Regions from separate parts of the Mus musculus genome. Here region 2 is linked to region 1. Evidence: chromatin loops called from intact Hi-C (ENCODE). Cell type or tissue: gastrocnemius. All regions are shown on one strand.

Region 1 (5,000 bases):
TCAGGAGGCAGAGGCAGACAAATCTCTGAATCTGAGGCCAGCCTGGTCTACATAGTTCCAGGACAGCTAGGGCTACACAGAGAAACCTTATCTCAACAAACAAACAAACAACAAAAAAGCCCTATAAAGATCTGTGCAGCTACGCCATCTAAGAAGAAACACAGACAGGAAGCAAGCTGTGCAGAGAAGCACTCAATACGTTTTGCCAATAGGAAAGGGGTAAATTCAAACCCATCTCATGCAGCCCAGGCTAGCCTAAACTTGAGACAGTGGGTGATCATATGGAACTGATTCCCCTGCATCTGCCTCTCCAGTGCGGAGATGGCAAGCAGGCCCCTCACGCCCGGCCAGTCTTACTTTGTGTTTTGAAATGTTGGGATATCAACCTCACGGCGTGATACACGCTAGGCAAGCACATACAGGAGCTCTCTACTGCTGGGCTGCCCTGCTCCCCAGCCCTCCTCTCTATGGGAATTATGTGCTAATAGTTCCAAAGGGGCAAACTTCATGCGGCGGGATACTCAAAAACAAAAATTTCAACAACATTCACAGTATCTTACCTAGGCCAAAAACCAAACCCTGTCTCCTCCTGAGATCTTGTCTTCTTTTCCTAGCTCCTGGTGAACTGACTGACTGACAGAGCCTGAGGCCGTGCCAGCCTAGAGAGGTACAGCTAACTCTCCAGGTTAACAGGCTCTGGAGTCAGGCTGACCTGGGTGCAGGTAACAGTGACCCGATTCACTTGTTAACCCTGGGCACCTTACTTCTCTATTCTAAGCCTTGGTTTTCTCATCTGTAAAATGGACACAAATCACCACAGAACCTACATTATTAGGAATGAAGCATATGGAATAAGAAACATGTCATGTACATTCATCTTGTACTTTGGCCACTATTATACACCCGCCATAACTGTCATGTGCTGCCCAAGAGCAGAAGTAGATCCAGGTCCTGACCAAAAGTCATGCCTTGTCTGGCAGGGGGCAGAAGGTCTATAGAAAGTCTTCTACATGAAAGAAATAGAGAGATGGTAGCCATTAAAAATACAGGAAAAAAAAAAAAAGAAGTCGCTGAGGGCTGCAGTCTCTGAGGGCTTCCTGGAAGAGGAAGGCTTTTAGTAAAAGCTCAAAAACAAATTGGGCGTTGTGGACATCTCTCAGCAGGTAAAGCGCTGACTGTGCAAATAAAACACAAGGATCTGAGTTCAAATTCTCACACTCAGGCAGAAACTGGGGGTGGTGCACGCTTGGAACCCCGCTTGGGAGTAGGGAAGGGGACAAACCCAGGCAAACCCCAGGGGCTTGAAAGCCAACCCCACAGAAACAGTGAGCTACCGGGTGTTTGTTCAGTGAGAGACTGTCTCAAAAATAAGGTAGATGCTAAAGCAAGAGAGGAAGACCCCCAAACCTAGTGCCCACCTCTGGCCCTATGTACTTCAGGGCATATACACATCAGGCACAGGTACTGGGAGGGGAGGAGGAAGAAAGAGGAAGAATAGGAAGAGGAGGAGGAGGGGGGGGAGGAGGAGGAAGGAGAGGAGGGGGGAAGGAGGAGGGGGAGAAATGGGGAGGAGGAGGAGAGGGAGAAGAGGAGAAAGAGGGGAAGGAGGAGGGAGAGGGAAGGAAGAGGAGGAAGGGGAGGAGGAGTTGGTGGCAGCAGCAGCAGCAGCAGCAGCAGCAGCAGCAGCAGCAGCAGCGTGGGGATGTAGCTCAATCAGATGAGTGGCTTGCATTGTATGCACAAAGCCCTGGGTCTGATCCACAAGTAAATCTGGGCACTGTGGCACAAACCTGTATTCCCAGCCCTCGGGATGTGGAGGCAGGAGGATCAGAAGTTCAAGGCCATATATAGAATGTTCATGGCTAGCCTGGGCTACAGGAGACCACTTCAAACAAACAGAACCAGCCAGGATATTGAATCAGAGGATCAAGCACCAGGGAAGGGGAGGCCTACAGGATCCCTTTCCCAATCCTCTCTTCTCCACCAGATGGCTCTGCCCATCCTCAGAGGGCTGGCGCCCGGCACTGTGCATCTTTGGCATTTCCTCCCCCAAACAGCCCTGTGCCAAGGGGCATGACAGCAGAGCTTAGGCACTGCATGTGTGTCCCCATTCCTGGTGGGTGGGGCTGGCCTGGGACCTTGGGCCTTACCCACCCCACCCCACCCCAACCCATACAAACACGCCAGCACACTCGTTCCTTTCCAATGGCTTGAATTTCAGTTTGTCTGAGGTGTTTTCTTAAGCCTAAGTGTTTTCTCTGCAGCCCAGTCACCCCCTGCCTGTCCTTCAGAGGCCCCCGGACCCCTCGAAGCTCTGACTGCCAGGCCCCAGTGCCGCCTTTGATGCACACCACCCGCTAGACTTCAATGCCGCTGTGTGCACGGCCCCTTTAATAAGTTATTTCCGTGGAAAACCCTGGTAACTGGGTCGTGAATCAAGCCCATGAACACCTCTTACCCATCAAAGCGCCCAAGAAAGGGAGGCTGGGCAGGCAGAGGAGCCCCTTAGAGTAAGTAAGCGCACACTACTCCTCCCGAGGCCTACGAGAAGCCCTGGGCACCTGGGCCACAGCAAAAGCCCGGCGAAGATGATGAAATCGCCCCCAAGCCCGGCATCATCAAACGGCCGAAGGACACACTGCCTGCCTCTGTCCCGGGGACCATCTCAGCCCAGCTCCTGGCAAGGCTGACAGCTCAGAGAGGCCAAGCTGGCTGTAGTTCCCGGGGTACAGGAATGTCATGTTTTGGCTACCGGTGAAAGGCCTGGCTCAGTGGAGACACACTTCTTTTCCAGTGCTGAGTTTCCTTCCACTCCCATCTCCTTTATGTTTTTCCCAGAGTACACTCGCTGCCCAGGGCCCTAGGAGATGCGGAGCCCTGGAGCTCGAGGCCCAGGACTCAGATCTACTTGAGTGGTCGGTTGGGCATTGCTGCCATGTAGGCAGGAGTCCTGAACCCAGAGGAGAGAACCCAGGTCTAGGCCCAACTCTGCCACTTAGAACGAACAACGCCTACCCTCCAACGCCTGGGCTGAAAAGCCTGTGGCCCTGGCAGAAGGACACGTGAGAAACTGTCTCCAAGCTTCCGTTGGTAAACTGCTTCCCTTGTGAGTATGAAGCCCCGAGGTCAATCCACAGGACCTACATTAAAGGAGGGGTGGGGGGAGCCAGGCATGGTAGTATATACTTGTAATCCCAGCTCTGGGGAGGTAGAGAAGAGCCAACTCTCTGCACGCTTGCTGGCCAGCCAACCTTGCCTACTTGGTGAGCCAGTGGGAGACTGTCTCAAAAAAACACGATAGATAGGATCTCAAGGAATGACACCTAAGGTTGACCTCTGGCCTTCAAATACACCTGTATATGCATAAACACATGTGCGATCACATGTACGCACACATTAAGGCTATGACCCTGACGACGACCCCCAGATCCTTTAGAAAGAGGTGACAGGCGATGGATACACTCAGGAATGCGCCCAAGAGAAGTACGTCCCCGTGAGTATGAGAAGGCCAGCTCAGGAAGGTTTACTGTTGCATCATGGGTAAGAGAGTCCCATACTAGGGGCCACAGATTCCTGAACTGTGATGTGGATGAGCTAAAAGTGCAGAATTCACAGATCCCTCACACAGCCTACAGAACTCCATCCAGAAATGAGAACGGCAGGCAGCTGCACGCAGCAGCAGCAGCAGCAGCAGCAGCAGCAGCAGCAGCAGCAGCACAGAGCACTCGCCCACACTGTGCTGAAGGAAGGAAGCTAGACCCGGGGACCGGATAGACAGCTCAGGAATGAGAACACCTTGGTCCTCTGCAGCCATGAGGACCAAAGTTCAGAGACCAGCACCCACGTGCCAAGTAGTCGGGTGTGGTCCTGCACACAACTGTAACCCCAGCCCGAGTTGGACAGAGGCAGGAGGATCACTGGGACTTCAGTCTAGCTGAGGGAACTCTAGCCTCTGGTCTGGAACAGGGACCTGGGCTACGCCACCTCCAGGACTCCACTGTAGTCTGAGCTTTTGAATGCTGAGGAAGAGTGGAAAAGATCCTGGCTCTGTCCAAATTCTACATGGCTGCCCATCTGGGGCTAGCTGCCCCCTTTTCCCTCACTGAGCAGAGAATATTGACAGCCCAAGGGGCTTCTGAAGTATAAAAGGAGCACCACCCAGTCAGGGGTCCAGGAGGCCCTTCTACCCTTTGGTCATCTCAAACTACCACCATATGGCCTTTCCATCCATAAAATGGGTCTGTCAGTGGAACTCAAGTCTCAGCTTTGCACATAGCAGAGCCAAATCAGTCCTTTCCAGTCTCACGCTGAGCGACCTCCCTGCCATCTCACCTAACTGGCGCCAATGCCACCTGGCTGGTGGTTTGTTCTTCCAGCCCTGTCCGCGCTTACCTGATCCTGGCTGACTCAGGGAATAAAATCATCTCCGGGTTTTCTTGAGACAGGATCTCATGTAGCCCAGGCTGGCCTCCAATTCATTATGTAGCTGAGGATGTACTTGAACTGATCTTCCTGCCTCCACCTTCCAGGTGCTGGCATCACAGGTAGGGACACCGTGTCCAGTACATGAGGTACTTGGGGACTGAACCCGTGGCTTTGTGCATGCAAAGCAAGTCCTCTGCTAACTAAGCGATGTCCCCAGCTCGTCAGTCCTCTCTGGAAAGGTCACTACCATGTAGGCAATGACTCACCTCACAGTCGGGGCTGGTGGCTTTGAGGCCAGCTCCAGACACAAGACCTCTTGTTTTTCCAAATTCAGAAACTTCTACTATAAGGTGAGTGGGGCCTTCTAACACAAGGCTTAGGGTAGGGTGGGTGATGGGCTACTTTGTGGACTGCAGTCCCTCAGGCTGGGGACCAATGGGGACAGGCCATAAATCTCATGCATTCTTTCCACAAATTGGAGACAGGCAGCCAAGGGTCATGGAGGGAAAACGTTTCCTATGAAAACGCCTGGTCAAGTACCTTCAGGAGATATTTTCTGCATGAAAGAAATGCCA
Region 2 (5,000 bases), 89 kb after region 1:
CCTCGAAGCCCCAAGCCTGACTCTGCACGAGATCTGGATACTGAGGTGCTCCCGTTTCCACGGGCGGGTCCGGGACCCCGGGAGGTCCAGGGACTTGACCTGGTCCCCTGGCCGCAGGCAGAGCCCGCCTGGGCAGACCGATCCCTTTTCTCTCCTGCTGCCACACAAGGGGGCTTTTCCCGCCAGCCGGCAGCGGAGGCTCAGGGCAATCTCTCCGGGTGGGATTAGCATTCTGCCTGTTCGGATTCTTTAAATTCCGCACTGAACATCCAGTCGGCTGCCAAACTGCTAGGGAGGCAGGAGGGTTGGGGAGAACAGGGCTGAGAGAGGCCTCCCCTGGCAACCCGAAGCTCAGGCTGAACTCAGGGAGCAACTAGAAGGCATTCCCTTACACAGAGACCCTCTTTTTCCTTACCCACTCACTGCAAAATCAGACCTAACAGCCGAAAGCCAGGTCTCTCCATTGGTTTGACCCTGATTTCCAGCGTCTTCCCTCACTCCCCATCCCTCACAGTTGGCCAGCCTCCGGGCACACTCCGGGCTTCATAACAAGTAAAAACTCACTCTCTCCTATGTACCTTCCCTCCACCCCTCAATATCAAAGGATGGAAAGGATTTTCCTGTATATCTATTAGTACACTGTAGCTGTCTTCAGGCACAACCGAAGAGGGCGTCGGATCCCATTACAGACGGTTGTGAGCCATCATGTGTTTGCTGGGATTTGAACTCAGGACCTCTGGAAGATCAGTCAGTGCTCTTAACCGCTGAGCCATCTCTCCAGTCCAGTTTTTCTTTTTCTTTCTTTTTTTTTTTTTGTTTTTGTTTTTTTTTTTTGTTTGTTTGTTTGTTTGGTTGGTTGTTTGGTTGGTTGGTTGGGTTTTAAGCATCCTCTAGAATAGTGCCCCAAGAAAGTTAGACTCCTTTGTAATGCAGCAACTGCTACCTATATATACTTACTGTGTGTGTGGTGCCTTTTATACAGCCACAATCTGAGACCAGGGAGCTCTCATGACTTGTCACAATCAAATAGGTTTTATTCCTGAGAGAAAGGCATTGGGGTGAATGACATTGGTTCCCCCCTCCCCAGGACTTTGCAGCAAACCCAGAGCAAGGGCTTGGGTGGGGCCTACAAGGCTAGGCCTTCAGGCCAGCCCCACCCTGTGGAAGTCCTAGGGCCACAGGTTCACCCTTGGTTATAGGCAACTGACTCCAGGAAACATAGTCACCTGTGTCTTTCTTTCCTCACCCAGGCGTCTGCCAGGCAACAGAAGCCCCTTTGCCTTTCCAGCGCAGGAGAGCCTCAGGCTCCTGCTCTGCACACCCCTCCCCACTCCAACTCCAGCCCTCACTGGCTCAGTGCAAACTTAAAAGTGAGTGCCCTCTCCTCCCCCTCCCCACAGTCTCTCTGAGCCCTGATCTCTTCCTGCCCCAAGATCTAGAAAAACCTTCTCTAGTACTGCAGAATGTAAACTGAGTGTAAATAGCAGTGAGTTCAGGTTCCCAGCATGCTTTGTCCCTGTCTATGTTATAAGGCTGGGACTGGGGCAAGGTCCCTCTCCGGGGTATAGGCTGTTCATGTGCTGCGTATCTGGAGTTCCATTTTCCTGCACTTTTACTGGTTTTCCCCCTGCCCCCCATCCTGACTCTCGGAGAAGGTTTTCGGAAGCTAACTAACTAACAGGAACAGAAACCTTTTTCTTTCATGAATAAAAGCAGGTGCTGCAACTTCCCCCATGGGACGCTAGGCTTGAACTGGATTATTCTTTGGGGTGGGGGGTTGTTGTTTGGTTTGGGGTGTTTTGTTTCATTCTTGAGACAGGGTTTCCCTGTGTAGCCCTGGCTGTCCTTGTAGACCAAGCTGGCCTTGGATTCACAAGGGTCCCCGCCTGTGCCTCTTTATTGCTGGAATCAAAGGCACAAGTACCACCGTGTCCAAAGGTTGAGTTAACCCTTTGGAAACAGTGCTGCAGGATCTGGGCAGGTGAGCACTGAGGGACTTTCCCACGGGAGACCCTGGGAGTGACAGCCTATGTGGTTCAGTGTCCCCGCTACTCCAGGGGTCAATGGACCTTTTCACCTCACAACAGTACAGCCAGCAAGATCCATCTTCCCTAGTTCCTGTAGCCCTAATGCGGGGAAATGTTCTTTGTGGGGCCTCTGAGCAGAGGACAGGAGGAGCTTTTGACAGTTGTCCTCAGGACCAGTGAGAGTGGAAGAGTCTGGAGGAAATCCCTGGACCTCAAGGTCCTCCCTCTGGGAACTATTAGGATATTGGGGTCTCCTGTGGCTCAAGGACAGTGCTTCTGCCCCCAAGTCAAGATGGAAGCAAAGGGCAGACCTACAGCTCACCTGAAGGTTTAAAGTCTTACCCGGTGTTAGGATGCAAGCTAAGCCCCACACCACGTGCTTCACAAACTAAGACACAAACTCTCAATGAGAGAGAAGAGACTCCGTATCCTACATATGGGGAGGCGGGTCCCAGAGAACAGCAATTGTGTCACAGTCCCAGGCAGAAACCTACTTCAAAGCACAGGCCTTCCATCTGGGCCTGTCCCTCCCACATTTACTTTACCTAGCTGGCACACCAGGCTCAGAGGACAGCCAGCTCAAAGAGACACAGAACCACACAGCTTTCCAGAAAACACAGAGGGTTGTATGGCGCCACCTGGTGTCTATTCCCTGTCATTGCAGTTACATTTCCCAGAGCTTGACCAACCATCCTGCAACAGAGTTTTGTGCTAGATCTTGAGCTGTCCAGAAACATTTAAGGAAGGGCTCTAGCTGCTGGGGCATTTCCCATTCTGGGCAAGGCAGAGAAATGGATCTTTCCTATCAATCTTTACACCCGTGTCCCACCCAAATAACTTCTGGTTTTTGTTTTTGTTTTCACAGGATTTCTTTGTCCTGGCTGACCTGGAACTTGTTCTGAAGACCAGGCTGTCCTGGAACTCACAGAGATCTGCCTGCCTCTGTTCTGTGAGTGCTGGAATTAAAGGAATGTAACACCCACCCAGCCCACCCAGATATTTCTTTGCCTACATCACAGTAGGGACACTGAGGCCTTAGCGTGCTGGGAGGAAGGCAGACCCAAGATGAATAATTGCAGAGCCCCCCCCCCCTTCTCAGTCTACCTGCTCTGTGACCTTGGGCCATAAAACACCTTCTGAGTCTCAACTCCTTTGTCATAAAAGAGGAAACAAGAGGGAATAGTGTGCACACCTTGCTCTGCCTGTGATAAGAAGCGGTGTTGCAGTTTTTATTCCAGCAAACATGTCCTTAGCATCCTGTCTTCATCCCCATCCATGGTGAGGAGTCCTTAACAAAGTCACACAGAGGACATGCGGGAGGGACTCAGAGGGCTGAAACAGTTTGGCCCAGAGTCTAGGTGGCCACTTAAGAGCGGACACTGGCTGTTCCGGAAACTTCATGCTGGGGCTGGAGATGTCTCAGTTGGCAGTGTGCTTGCCTCTTATGTGCAAGGCTCTAGGCTCTACCCACGGAACTACATGCTGGCATAGTGTGCACCCTTGCGCTGGAGACCTGGACGGAAAAGAGCAGAAATTCAAGGTCATCCTGGACTACATAGTGAGTACTAAGCCAGCCTGGGCTACGTGATGCTATCACACACACACATACACACACACATATACACACACATACACACACACACACACACACACACACACACACACACACACTGAAAAAAATAAAATAAAAGCAAGAAAAAAAACATTTAAAAGCCCTGCTTTTTCCAGATTTCCTTCTGTGGACCGAATGAGTGTGTAGGCCACTCACCGGTGGCCCAGATCCCAGATCCTCTGGTGGGAACCACAGCTCCACCCCCTACCCTCCTGGAAAGTCAGAGACCCTGACCCTGCACCCAGCACAGCTCGCTCCTTGTCACCCTGCCCAGGTCCCCAAGGTGGGGTGGTGAGAGGCTGAGGTGGGGTTTATTTATAAGTTCCTGCTGCACATGAATCCCTGAAGGAATGGCTCAGACTGGAGTCAAAAGTCTGGGGCCGCCTGGTTGAGAGGAAGCGCTCTTTAGATTTCCACCTTCCCTTGGCACAGGCCTCCCTGTACCCGGCTGGGCCCTGCCAGCCCCTTCTGTTCTCAAAGGCCAAAGCGCATTTGCCGCCAAGTTCTGTCGGCCTGTCCGCCTTGCTGTGTAAACAGGACCCGGGACTGGCGGCCTGGCCCCACACTGGAAATGAGCCTGCCTTCCGTAGCCTGGCCACTTCCTCTTCACATCCGGAGACTCCTCAGAGTTCGTATGAGGCCTGGGTGCATAGGGGGAGATGAGTCACTGGAGCCTTGGCCTGCTATGGTCTTCTTCAGCCTGAATGATCAGAGGACAAGTGGAAGGGACAGAGGACTCCTAAGGAGCCATCAAAGCCCAGTGTAAATGGCCCCTCTTATGGAAAACCATCTCACTATTCTGAGCTAAATTCAGCCTGCATGTACCAAGCACTTTCTGCATACTAAAGTCTGCACAAGGTGCTCATGAGTCAGGGCTCCAGAGAGATGCAAGATCTCTGATTCTTTACATTACACTGTAAGTTTAAGATAGGAGGGACGTTTGATTTGTGGTCAGATCCTACAATGGGTCTAACCTGGGGTCTGCATGTAGCAGAAGCTATGAAAGCATTCACTGTACTGAACCTTGTTAAGTTGGGGGAAGGCTGGCCACCAAAGCAGCTGGCCCAGCCCCAACTGTGGCCTGGAATCTCAGCCATTCTCTGAGTAACTTCTCTTCTCTCTATGATGGTCTGACCCAAGGTTTCTGATGGTGACAGTCACCATCAGCATCTAGTGCCAGTGATAGAATCGGGGGCCTGCACCAAGAACTGTGTCCCTACTTTACAAGCAAAAATGGACTCGGGGAAGTGGCCCATTTGATTATGATCCACAGCTGGCACACAGCCAGTGGCCCCCAAACCCCCAGCCCCAGACACATCCAGGGGCCTGAGATTTTAAAACACAGTCAAGCTACCTCCTGA

The links. Hi-C counts contacts between places; a loop is a spot of excess contacts. Peaks named below come from ENCODE experiments on the same cell type or tissue, not always from the same donor. Only the 100,000 strongest peaks of a DNase experiment are listed, where the experiment ranks them.
Region 2: it touches region 1 in a loop (8-fold over the local background); 14 of 42 quality-filtered maps call a loop at or near these places.

What each region holds. Positions count from the first base shown.
Region 1 is chr9:63,995,606-64,000,605 of GRCm38, forward strand. All of the region lies in intron 3 of Smad6 (SMAD family member 6), which reads right to left. Among named protein-coding and RNA genes, the nearest start is that of Smad6, 24 kb to the right of the region's middle. In gastrocnemius, a CTCF peak has its summit at 1,976 (motif pointing right); DNase peaks (open chromatin) are centred at 2,031 and 2,706; H3K4me3 peaks cover 772 bases; H3K27ac peaks cover 1,985 bases.
Region 2 is chr9:64,085,034-64,090,033 of GRCm38, forward strand. Scarletltr (Scarletltr, erythroid developmental long intergenic non-protein coding transcript) reads left to right here. Exons shown (of 3, transcript NR_040743.1): 2 at 1,251-1,370; 3 at 2,893-3,012. It overlaps Gm39360 (a long non-coding RNA gene), which reads right to left. Exons shown (of 3, transcript XR_870861.2): 3 at 3,396-3,540. Among named protein-coding and RNA genes, the nearest start is that of Scarletltr, 6.8 kb to the left of the region's middle. In gastrocnemius, a CTCF peak has its summit at 2,667 (motif pointing left); DNase peaks (open chromatin) are centred at 63, 2,648 and 4,107; H3K4me3 peaks cover 549 bases; H3K27ac peaks cover 1,995 bases.